Regions from separate parts of the Homo sapiens genome. Here all the other regions are linked to region 2. The links are chromatin contacts, found by Hi-C or POLR2A ChIA-PET in ENCODE. All regions are on one chromosome and are shown on one strand. The core of a region is the stretch at or near the end of the contact, and the rest is flanking DNA. Distances in the headings are between cores, read along the strand shown. Region 1 has its middle 55 kb from the start of BCL6. Region 2 has its middle 40 kb from the start of LINC01991. Region 3 has its middle 30 kb from the start of LPP-AS2.

Region 1 (4,373 bases), core at 845-3,344, 140 kb before region 2:
CACTGCACTTCTTCCAGACTTAACAGTTCTCACTTGAGCTATTGCAAAAAATTCCTAAGAGGTCTCCTAGCCTTAACACTCTTTGTTTCCTATCCACTATACTTACTATGTCTGAAGTTATCTACAATTTCTTATTTTTATCCACATTTTCTGAAGTTTTGTTGAATGACAGGCACTGTGCTGGGCTCTTAAGGAGCTCAGAGTCAAGAGAGGAAGACAGGCATTAATAGACGAGCACAAGATGGTGGAGGAATGATCAGGGTGTTAGGTTTCCTCTTTTCTTCTCTTAAAGCCTTGCTCCTTAATGGTTTCCTCTTTCAGGCTTTTAGTGTCTCACTCATCACATCCTCTTACAGTTTGTTCTCTACCTTGTTCTTGACCAGATGGAGCAACTTGATAGCAGGAATCTCATCAATTCAAGCCATCCTTGTACTCAGAAACATGAGTGCCTCCCTTTTGCTCTCAGAGGGAAGTCCAAACATTGCACTGGGCATTTCAAACCCTTAAAAATTTGATGCTGTTTTCCAATTAACTCTGCTAATAATCCCATACTGAATTCCACCCGTATCTCAAACCCTCTTCTCTCACACCTATTCTACCTCTAAAATCTCACCCTTCAGCGACACAAAGGCTTAGCCACACCCAGTGCTCTCACATTCACTGCCTTTTGTGGGGTAAGCCATTTCCTCTTCTGGGCATGCCCAATACACTTTTTTCCCCTCCTCCTCTGCCTGAAAGACTTGCCTCAAAGATCCTATCCTCTTTTCGTGCTCTAGCTTAAATTCTATCCTTTCTAAGAACCTTTGCCGATAATCAGCTCCACCATGCAGAACTAATGTTCATCTGCTCCTCAATACTTTTTATAATAAATGTTCTAACATTCTCCCTCCACACCTCCCTGCAAGTTGAGGGAGCCAGCTCTGGCCTTGGCCAGCCCAGAAAGGGTCTCCCACAGTGCAGTGGCGGGCTAAAGGGCTCCTCAAGTGCCGCCAAAGTGGGAGCCCAGGCAGAGGAGGCGCCGAGAGTGAGCGAGGGCTGTGAGGGCTGCCAGCGCGCTGTCACCTCTCAACATGTCGTGGTCTATCTTTTGCAGAGGTTTTGTGAACGTTTCTACTTGCTATATTATGAGCTCTGTGGGAGAAGTGCCCATGTCACTTGAATTTTTGGATCCTCTGCAGCACAGAGAGCTTAGTGCCTGACACTTAGGCTAACTCTGTACTGAGCAATTGCCATATGCCAGGTACTGCACAGGCTGTGCGATACTTCATCCTCACAACGGATGATGAAACTGGGCTCAGAGAGTCTAAGTAAACTACTCAAGGCACCAGCAGGTGATACAATCTAGTTTTAAACAAGGGTGCCTCTTAATGAACAGCCTACACCACTTTCCCACAAGGGGCCACAATGCATGCTGAATGGTTTTGTAACCATTTGGAGAAGAGGTTGAAGATGTACTGAACAAGCATTTTCTGATTACCTAGGGAGATTTCTAAAGGTTTTTTTTTTGAGAGTTGGCGTTTGCTTTTATCCCCAAAAACTGAATAGGAATTTGACCAAGAAAAAAAGGTAAGGATATTCTAGTAAGAGAATAAAATTTGAGCTCAGTCTTCCATAGAGTGTAAGGGATTTTTTTTTAAGGGGTAGATGAGAACTATTTACTGATTAATTTCCCCAGTCAGACTGTCAGCAATAGAGGGAAGAAAGCATCTGGGTCTTGCTCAGGGCTGTTTCTCTGTTGCCTATGGCAGAGCCTAATACAGAGCACATGTTGGATAAATATTTTGTCAAAATTAACCTATTCAATAAATACTATCTAAGCAATTCTTGCATGCATATCTTTTAAATTCACTCTTGGCCTGGAATGCTAAACCCTAATTGTCTTAATGAAGGCTTTAAAAGCCCAAACCAAAACTTTTAGACCCTGAAAGTGAAACCTCCAGTCCCTAGAAAGTTCACTGACCAACCCAGTTTCACTGACTGGCTGAGTGAAAAACAAACATTAAACCAACAGAACAAGCTATGAAAATCAAATAAGAAAAAAAAGAAAAAGATTGAAGTTCCAAGAAACTTAGATATTTTCAGTAATGTGCCTTCTGCAAGGAAACTTGAGGGCTTCAATGACGTCAGTTTCATTTCCAGTAGAGAGCTTTTACCTTTTATCTCTTCAAAAAGAGACTAAAAGCCCCTCTGTCCAGCAGCTAGCTGTGTCGTGGGTGTGGGTCTAAAGACATCAAGGGAACTGAGGCAGAATCAACGAGGTTCTTCTCACATTGCATTGGGTTTTTTCACATGTCTTCGTATTTTTTTTTTTCACATCTCCTCATTTTTGTGTGAGAATAAGCTGTAAGCAAGTCTGTGTCAGTGAGCATATTCAGATCACAACATTTATTGAATCAGTGAGTCAGAAAATGGCTCAAAGCTTAGCATGATGAAGTAGAAAATGCATTCTCCTTAGGGCAGGAGAATGGGCCTGTTCTTTCTCCATCATTTATTAGCTGGGTGACCTTGAACAGTCACCTCTTTTCTCTGGGCCTCAGTTTCCCCTTCCAGCTATGACATATTTAGCAGATCCTCCTTATGATAGGAGAAAAATATGCTTGCAAAACATCTATAGTCGGTTTTAGAAATGAGACATTATGAAAAGCTTTCTAAGTGCATGGTGATCTGGGAATTGGAGGTAGGGTTTTTGTTTTGTTTTGTTTTTTGTTTTTCCTCCAACACAGTTTCCCCACCTTGGCACTCTAGACATTTTGGCCTGAATAATTCTTTGTTATTGGGGGTGGGGGTGGTGGCTGCCTTGTGCATTGTAGGATGTTTTGTAAAATCTCTAACCTTTAGTCACTAAATACTAGGGACACCCACTCCCTTCTGTCCAGTTGTGACAACACAAAATGTCTCCAGACATTGTTAAATGTCCACCAGGGGCAAAATTGCCCCCAGTTGAGAAACAGCACCTCTGTTGCATTTTCAACTAAAATTGATGGATTCCTTAAAAGAATGTAGCTGAGACTGGACTTCAGAAGGTATAGTAACCAAACAAAGAGGCTCCCTCCATTTCTGTTGACCTAAAGATGTGGTGTCCCTGGGCGCTCAAGAAAGTTAGAAGTGCATGAAGTCTGGAGGCAGGAAACCACCATCTGAGTTCCTGCATTATCTTTGACGGCCTGTGTGAACTTCATCATGTTGCTTGACCTCTCTGAGCCTCAGGGACCCCATGAATCCAGAGGAAGTAATTCCTCTCCTCCATGAGCCTTCTTTGTGCCATATCCCCTCTTGCACACACACATCACCACAAGGTTGTTAGGAGACCAAAAGTAATTTACGTGAAAGACACTGTAAGCTAAAAGGCACAGAACAAACATGTGGTATCGCTCTGAAGATTTTTCTTTTTCCTGAGAGACCAAAGAAAAGGAACTTTTATTCCAGGATAATTTTTCTGTCAGTCGTGGTGATGGTGACATCGCAGATGCCACCACAGCAGTATTCAAAACAAACAAGGGAGAACATTCTCAGGGAATACGACCATGACACCAGCTGCAAGACTTGATTCCCCTGGGCTATGAGTTAACTTGCATTTCTCCAGTAAGAATGAGTCTCCTCTAAAGAAGGCATCATGGTGTTAAGCAAAGGCAAGACTGTTTTATTTGGCTTTCCACATACCTGGAAGTATATTGGCCCGCTGCTGCCTCTCTTCAGCAAGGCCATCAACCTGGAAGACATCTAAGTGGCTCATGTCTTCAGCAGCTGAGAACTTTAGAACTAAGAGGGGCTTCTGAATGCTGGTGGTTTCCTCAGAGAGGAAGTCAAGGAGCTCTGGTCACAGTCAGACCTAGGGTGAGTGGCCCTCCCAATGCCTCAAGCCAGGCCAAATCAGGCTGGGTCCTCCAGTTTGAAACCCACTCTTGAGTTCTGAGAGTGTTCACATCTAGAGTAACAGCCTGGAAATCAGACTAGATACCAGGTCAGCAGGCTACTGACTATCCAGGAAGCTCAGAAACAAACTAGAATTTTAGATAAGAAAACTCTAGGGTCCAAGTGTCAGGTTTAAGTTAGAAGGAGTAGTATAATTTACACTTGTAAAAGTGGTTTATGGACGACTTTTTCATCCTTTGAGGGTACTATACTATAGCAATCAACGGCTTTCCTTCTGAGCCCTGGATGTATCTCCTGGCCCTGCTCCTGCTAGCTATGTGACTGTGGGCACCCAGTGGGTGTGAAGTAAATATTAGCTGTGCTATTGGGTGCACCGCTTGATCCTCACAGCAACCTCTGGGGCCAGTGGTGCTATCAACTTCACATTGCAGCTATAGAATCTGAAGTTCAGAAAAGTGCATCACTGCACAGCAACCCACTTCCCTTTGCCCTCCTCTTTC
Region 2 (3,978 bases), core at 10-2,509:
CCTCCTCCCAGAGATTGCCAGTAGTTAACATTTTGGTGAATATCCATCATCTTTTTAAAATCTTTTTTCTAAAGCTTATAAATAAATTTTTAATGGATTTGCACTGAAAAACTGCTTAGTAATTTGTTTTTGTTGCTTAATAATAAATCACAAATATCTAATTAGGTCGCAAGTTGATCAAGTGGGAGAATGAGCATATTTTAACAATGTTTGATCAGTTGAGTAACACACAGGTGATGAGATTCCCAAACATTGCTTTCCATTGACTGTTTTAAGGACCCAGAGAAGCCATATTACCAGTCCTTGCCCGGGCTCTTCCGCTTCTAACATGACCATGGCTGCAACATGGTTAAGGTATCAGTAATTATAATAGCTCGGAATAACAGCTTACATTTTGCTAACCTCTCTTATAACACACACACACACACACACACACACACACACAGAGTAACATGTCAACCATTGTGATCAATAGGCAGAGAAGGAAACCTCACATATCTCATGTTCCTTGCACAACCCTGGAAGAGAAGCAGGTTCATGTCATTATTTTAAAGATGAAAAACTTGAGGATCAGGGAGATCATGTGACAGGCCTGCCTTTTGGGTTTTTGTTTCTTTGTTTGTTTGTTCTTTTAGTAACATCTTTAGAAAGAAAATAAAGAAAAATGAACCAAAGTTCAAAGAGGAGTTCTTATGATTGGAGATTAGAAAAAGATTTTACTCATTCATACTAGAGAGACTAACACATTCTTGGTCTTTCATTCCAGACCACTCTTTATACCTACCACACTGCTTCCTGACTTAAAACACCTTTGAAAGTTTTGGTGATTTTAGCTAATTTAATAGAACATTTTATGATATATACATATAAACATGCTGCGTTCTTTCCTGCCCCACCTCTAGCAGCAATGAGTGCTGACGGTGCATTCTGCGGCCTCCACGGATGGGCTGACTGCCTGTCACGTCTGTGAACAAGGTTTAATTTGATTAACGTGGGCTACCAGTCAGGACGACCTCCCCTGCTCAGCGACGCAAGGGCTGCTGGGTATGGCTGGCTGGAGGGCCAGAGAGCAGTTGTGATTCATTTCTGCCCCAGGCACCCACCTGGCGGGCCTGGTGCAAGTGCCGTGGGATCAGGGGAAAGTGAGAGGCCTGGCAGGCGCCTTGGCTGTGAGCTGAGCTTCGGGAGTAATAGTGAGAAGAGGGATGAGGGCAGCAGCTGCTGAGGTTGATATTTATATAATGACTCTCTGTGTTTTGAGGCAGGAAGTGAAACTGAGGTTGTGCTGAGACACTTTCCTTCCCCCATACCACTGCCCACGGCGGCTCCGGTGGGTGACCCAGGGAGAGCCACAGCAGATGCAGAGCAGGCTCCAGCCCCTTACTGGGGTGTCGGAGCTAAGGCTCTGTAGGGTCCAAGAGGCTCCCCTCCCTCTCCGTATGATTGTCCCTCCTTTCTCTCCACTTAGTTCTGCCTTATGGTGGAGACAGCATTGCTGCACCCCTGCAGCTTTGTAGGATTGCCATAATGGACTGTGGGACAATATCTACAAAACACAAGGCCAATCACGCATCTCTGGAGAATTAGCATTAAAACTCTTTATTACTTTCCTATGACCACTTCCAACACCACCACCACTGGTTTTTGTGGATTGTTTTTCCCTGACTTCTATACCTGCCTCAAGCCAACTTTCTGCCTGGTTTTTCTTCCTTCCTTCCAAGCATTAATACCTTTTGGAACCACCTCAGACCTCACAGTAAATGTCCCCTTCAGTGCTTTCCTTTCCTCTTGCTTAAGCCCAAGTTTAGGAATTCCATTCTTTCCTGTCTAAAACAAAAAGGCATTTTAATATAGATGATGTTCCATCCAGAGAGGCCTTCCTATTCTGCTTCTCACTCTAGTGTTGGGAGATTATTTGAAACATGGAGTGTTCACAGCTGAAAAGGACTTAAAAACTGTCTAGCCTCTGCTTCTCAATGACTGAAGGAGAAGCAAAGACCGTGTTAGAACTGAGGATCCCAAGGCCCTACTTCAGACCTGCTGAATCAGAATCAGCATTTTAACAAGATCTCCAGATGATTCACATGGACATTACACTTTGAGAGGCACTGTCTTATCCCAAGATGCTTATTAACAGGTGGAAGAAATAAAGGCCCAAAGAGGAAAACAAACAAGCACAAGGTCATCAGCAAGAGAATGCCACTAAAATAGAAGTTAGAAGTCTGTTTAGTTCAAGTCCCTTCCCTCTGCATGAGGCCTTAATAAAGACATAGTTCCAATGCCAGCACTGTGAAACAAGCAAAGCAATCTCTCCTCCCTCTTTATTTTTACTCTAAACTTCATCTATGGGTATGTTTTCAATTTATTTTACAAATAGAAAGTCAATACTAATGATTTCACAGCACTGCTTTCGAGCTCTTGTCCGTCTAGGTTGCCATGCTAGTTGCTGAATTCCATAGTCCACTGTACTTGATCAAGTATACTTTCCCCACAGTTTATTTGAAGTGAAGCTTCTGAGTGCTGGCAAGAAAAGAAAGATGTGCTGGGTGTGGTGGCTCATGCCTGTAATCCCAGCACTTTGGGAGGCCGAGGCCGGCCAATCACCTGAGGTTGGAAGTTCGAGACCAGCCTGACCAACATGGAGAAACCTCGTCTCTACTAAATATACAAACTTGGCCGGGCGTGGTGGTACATTCCTGTAACCGCAGCTACTAGAAAGGCTGAAGCAGGAGAATCGCTTGAACCTGGGAGGCAGAGTTTGCAGTGAGCCGAGATCATGCTGTTGCACTCCAGCCTGGGCAACAAGCACAAAACTCCATCTCAAAAAAAAAAAAAAAAAAAAAAAAAAGAAAGAAAGAAAGAAAAAGAAAAGAAAGATATGTTGTCAGCTGTTACAGCTGGCCCTAGTTTTGCCCACCAGAGACCTTGCCAGGAAGAACTATGAATGACAGCACATTTTAGAATCACAAAATGACAAAACTGGAAGGAACCATAGAGATCATTTTATCCAACCCCTTCGAGTCTCAGATGGCAATGATGAGCTACAGAGGGAAATGACTTACTCAAGTTCATCCAAGTTAGATGCAGATTTGGGGCAAGGATTCAAATTGCTGGCCTATCGGGTCAGGGCTCCATGCTGCGTACTGCCACCCCCCTCCACACACACACTAAATGGAATGAACAAACTAAGTAAACAAATCACCTGGACTGATGACATTCACTCCAGAATTCTGGAATAAGTCATGTATAAAACTGTGGAGCCATCGTCCAGAATGCACAGCCTGTCATTACTACTAAACCAGAGGGAGCATCACATTGCCAATAGGATTTCCACCCTAATATGAAGAGCTACCTGGGAATTACAAGCTAGTAAATATCATTGCCATGTCTGGAATTCATAACAAAGAGTGGGATCATGGAAGTGTAACAAACAACTTGTTATGGAAAAAACAACGGAAGGATTTTAACAAACCAATGTTCTTTAAGAGTCTAGAACTAGGGATAAGTAGGGAACTATTGAAACTCAAATATTTAAATTTTCAGAGATTCAAGACTATTGTGATTAGATTTTTACATCAAGAAACAGCTTGATTGCAGAACTATTTGGTACAGTACATGTCATCTTTGACAAGGATCATGGAAACAATATAGTAATATTTGATTGCAACTCCTTTGAATAGAAGATATTAACATAAAGATCACCAGAAATCAGAAATCCAGAGTCAGTAAGACACTGACTTGGGTCTTACTTCATATTTTAATGAAATACATGGAAGAAGTACAAAGTCGTGAAACATTCACTTTTGCAAATGGCACTGAACACTTCTAGTCACCATAGTGCCTCATTTTCAGATTACATTAAAGGTTTCACCATCAGGATTTTATCAATGTTTAAGGCACCCCTGCAAGGTAAGTAGAAAGAAGTCTGTCATCTTAATTTGAGACAAGAGACCCAAGCCTCAGGAAGCAATGTCTTTT
Region 3 (4,156 bases), core at 8-2,507, 190 kb after region 2:
CAGCCCTAATCATCAGAAGGTTGCATGGGCCCAGGTTGCACAACTCAGGGTCCCTTCTAAGACCTCTGAAGTCACCCACCCCAAATTCTTCCCCATCCATTCCTAGTACATAGTTTTCCAAAATCTCCCTATAGGTAGCCTGTTTCATCTTTCGGGGACTTTGATGATTAAGAAATATTTTGGGTCAAGGTGTGGGCCAAGGTATGTCTCCCTGTAACTTTTACCATTGGTCAAGTTCTGTCCTCTGAGGCCTCCTGTGACAAGTCTGCCCTCTCTTCCCTGTGGAAACCCACCAGGCCTTCGGTGACAACAGGCAAGGCCTTATGAAGTCTTCTTCTGGGTAAGGAACTCTGTTTTTTCTGATGGCATGGTTTTCGGCTATCTTACTCTCCTGGCCTGTAAATTCTCCACATTGCCAAACACGACATGAGACTTGGGGGATAAAAGATGTAGGTTTGAGTAGTGTGTCCACCAATGGGCTCTATTGCATAACACAGCTAAATTGAAGTTTTTATTTAGGGCGGATAAAATGTTGAATATAAACTTATAAATAATGAAGTGCTGCATAAAGGATTGTTATTACTACTACAGCTACTCTATATTGCTACTAAAAATAACAATTACCCCTACTAAATCAAGAACACAATGCAGCTGTCTTCTGAAACTACAGAATAGGAAAGAGAGCTGTCTTTTGCTTCGTCATTATATTCCTATGCCTTCAGCCTAACACCACTGTCGCTGTTTTGGTAAGCTGTATCTCAGAGTTGGCTCAGCCAGAGCTTACAGGCAACCAAATATTGAAGCTGCAGTTGTATTACACATGCTGCTGTCGGCCTAGGTTTTCCCAGTTCTTGTTATTGTAAAGTTAAGGGATTTACATTTGTCTCTGACATTTCATCATGTTTGTTTCACCCTGTTCAGATACTTTTGGACTATGATTCAGCCATGAAAAACAGTGCTTTCCAATTTTGGCTTCATGTCAGAATCATCTTGGAAAATTTTCTTAGCATAAATATTCCTCCTGAACCCTAGTCTCAAGATTTTAATTAATTTATTGTAGGGTGGGACTCAGGAAGCCATACCTAAAACAAGCATTTTAGGTGGTTCTTATCAGTGAAAGCATGAGGTTCCATCAGCCTGCATTTGGAAATCCAGCGTATACCACAGCCTACTCTGCTCAGTGTCACCTGAGCACTGGATAAACATGGCTTTTCTTTTAGGAAATCTTCTAAAGGGTAAGAAAATATCTACATCAAAGGTCAGGTGAAGACTGTCACAATGTTTGCATTCTGTTAATGTTGTACTTTCACAAGTCATTTCCTTCCTCATTCTCTAAAACAACGTAGATACAGCAACCTACAGATGAGCAGGACATAGACACAATGCTCCCATATGCCACTTTCTTTCCCACCAGGCAAGGTCGTGCCTTCTCATATCAGAAGTGTGCAATCCGGCCAAAAAGAGCATCCAGACTTAGAGTCCAGAGAAATTGACTGAGTAGGCATGTAAGTTGAAACCAATTTACCATTCCCTATTTTACCAACATTTCATCATTTCATTTTACTGGGAAGCCCCAGAGAGGTGCATTTACTTGCCAAGTTCACACAGTTTCGTCTAAAGTGATACGGGAAGATTCTTTCTGGACTTGAAGGAGCCCTATGTCTTCTTTACTGACTTTGATGATTCATTCATTCAGCACACACATACAGAGAATTCTCTGTGTACTAGGGAAGCATTATGTGTGGGATGGAGTAGAAAGAAATGAGACATAGTCCTTTTTCCTTTATCTCATTCTTGAAGTCCAGTAAGACAAGACCTATACAAAAATAACTGCCCAAGGTGGGCAAGAATGAATGCCATAAAAGGTCAAGAAAAGGAAGAATCACATTTTCTTCCTTCTAAGGAAAAGAGTTCTTTTGATCTTTCAGTTAAAAAAAAACAAAACACTAATTTCTCATTAAAAAATATGCTGCATTAAATCCATAATTATGTCCATGTGATCCCTTCAATGTCATCTCCTACATGGTACAGACCCTGCCATTTTTTAAATTATTTCAATAACACTTAGCATAATACAATGCACACCAAGGACTCACCTCTACCTTCAGTCTAAATCTTTTTATTCTTAAGTCCTGGGCATTAGCACAATTTTGTTACTAAAGACCTTTGAAAATGTCTTAGCTCTGTGACTACTGAATTTCTTCATATGGATCTACTTTAAAAGGCTTTCCCCACATTACTAAGGCTGTGGTCTAGTTCTTATATACCACTTGAACAAGAGCCTTCTTGTTACATAAATCCAGAGATCATTCCTCTAAGCCCCTGACTCATTGTTCTCACAGCTAGGCATTTCTGAAAACAAGATGCCATTTTGTTTCTAGGGTCAGAGCTCAAATCTTTATTGCCTCTGGTGAGATGATATTCTGTTCGCTTTCCTCCATTTAAGTATATAACATACCCTAAAGTATGTGCTAATTAATACATCTGTTTGTCTTACAAAGCAGTCGAAAAGCATGTATTTAAACTGTGATTCACATTTTCCCTTTCAGCCCGTCTGCAGATTTTTGTGCATGAGGAGCCTGATTACATTACTATTTTAAAAAGCCAATTAAAAAGTTCACTAAGTGACACTGGTGTGTTTTAGTGCAGGTAATAGAAGCATAAAGCTCTATGTGGCATTAACAAGCTGAAAGATACAACTGGATTTGATGGCAGAATTCATTTCTTCATCTTTCCAAAACAGTCTTCTGGAAAACAACTATGTATCTGTCCCAGAGGCAGGCCATGGGCACGTAGTCTGCACAGGCACTTTTAGGTTACAAAACAGTGAGCCATCTGTGGATGCACTCAGAGGGTTCACTGGCAAAGTCTTTATGGCTACTCCTTTAGAAAAAGAAGGGCTGGGTTGGGCGTGGTGGCTCATGCCTGTAATCCCAGCATGTTGGGAGGCTGAGGTGGACAGATCACAAGGTCAGGAGATCGAGACCATCCTGGCCAACATGGTGAAATCCCGTCTCTACTAAAATACAAAAAATTATCCAGGTGTGGCGGTGTGCGCCTGTAGTCCCAGCTCCTCAGGAGCTGAGGCAGGGGAATCACTTGAACCCAGGAGGCAGAAATTGCAGTGAGCTGAGATTGTGCCACTGCACTCCAGCCTGGTGACAGAGCAAGACTCCTGACCTGTACATTTGCCCAGTCTGAAACACATGACCTGAGGTTGGCCAATCCTGTACTTCCTCCTAGGACTTTGATTCTTTAGAAAATGAGGTGCAGATGGAGGAAACATTTGCAGTTAAAGCAGATCAGAGCACTAACACATGGGCCAGATTGTTCCTGATACATGACATTGACTATAGATCCTGTCTCCTACCCCAGCTCATGCTTTTAGTCTCCTAAGTCCGTTCTAAGATCATCACTTCACTATACAGATGCTCCTTGACTTACAATGGGTTTACATCCTGATAAACCCATCATAAGTTGAAAATGTCCTATGTCAAAAATGCATTTAATACATCAAACCCACCGAACATCTCAGGATAGTCTAGCCTACCTTAAGCACACTGATTACACTGACATCAGCATACAGTTTGGCAAAATCATCTGGCAACACTGCACACCATAAAGTATGAGTTTTTTTAGCTTCGTGATTGGGTGGCTGACTGGGAGCTGGGGCTGGTTGCCTCTGCTCAGCATCGCAAGTGTATCCTAACACTTTCTACTGAATGTATATCACTTTTGTATCATTTTAAGTCAAAAAATTGTAAGTCAAGCCATAATTAAGTCCCTTTTCACATGAGATAACCACAGTCTGTTCCTGTTGCTTGTGGCCAACAATCCTGATTGGTTCTAAAAAAAAGATGATTCCTCTATTAGAAAGCTTGGCTCATGCCTGTAATCCCAGCACTTTGGGAGGCAGAGGTGGGCAGATCACATGAGGTCAGGAGTTTGAGACCAGCCTGGCCAACATGGTAAAACCCTGTCTGTACTCAAAATACAAAAAATAGCCAGGCATGGTGGCGCAGGCCTGTAGTCCCAGCTACTAGGAAGGCTGAGGCAGTAGAATAGCTTGAACCTGGGAGGTGGAGGTTGCAGTCAGCCGAGATCACACCTCTGCACTCCAGCCTGGGTGACAGAATGAGACTCCGTCTCGGAAAGA

What was found. Hi-C counts contacts between places; a loop is a spot of excess contacts on that map. ChIA-PET counts read pairs that join two places held with the same protein, here RNA polymerase II (POLR2A). Pooled maps may share reads with other maps.
Region 1: a map with no recorded cell type shows a loop between it and region 2 (6-fold over the local background). The contact joins two enhancer-like sites. A Hi-C loop is called at or near these places in 16 of 37 single-sample maps with no recorded cell type and 8 of 50 pooled maps. POLR2A ChIA-PET finds 5 or more read pairs at or near these places in 6 of 52 experiments (T-cell, activated CD4-positive, alpha-beta T cell, activated CD4-positive, alpha-beta memory T cell and 2 more).
Region 3: a loop to region 2 is called in a pooled map, with 1.8 times the contacts of the local background. The contact joins two enhancer-like sites. A Hi-C loop is called at or near these places in 7 of 50 pooled maps. POLR2A ChIA-PET finds 5 or more read pairs at or near these places in 2 of 52 experiments (OCI-LY7 and activated T-cell).

Annotation. Positions count from the first base shown.
Region 1 is chr3:187,798,062-187,802,434 of GRCh38, forward strand. No RefSeq gene overlaps it. Among named protein-coding and RNA genes, the nearest start is that of BCL6, 55 kb to the left of the region's middle. Within about 2 kb of position 2,095, at least 3 of the 41 ENCODE cell types and tissues checked have a DNase peak (open chromatin) inside an H3K27ac peak, as active enhancers do.
Region 2 is chr3:187,934,757-187,938,734 of GRCh38, forward strand. No RefSeq gene overlaps it. Among named protein-coding and RNA genes, the nearest start is that of LINC01991, 40 kb to the right of the region's middle. Within about 2 kb of position 1,260, at least 2 of the 41 ENCODE cell types and tissues checked have a DNase peak (open chromatin) inside an H3K27ac peak, as active enhancers do.
Region 3 is chr3:188,122,059-188,126,214 of GRCh38, forward strand. No RefSeq gene overlaps it. Among named protein-coding and RNA genes, the nearest start is that of LPP-AS2, 30 kb to the right of the region's middle. Within about 2 kb of position 1,258, at least 3 of the 41 ENCODE cell types and tissues checked have a DNase peak (open chromatin) inside an H3K27ac peak, as active enhancers do.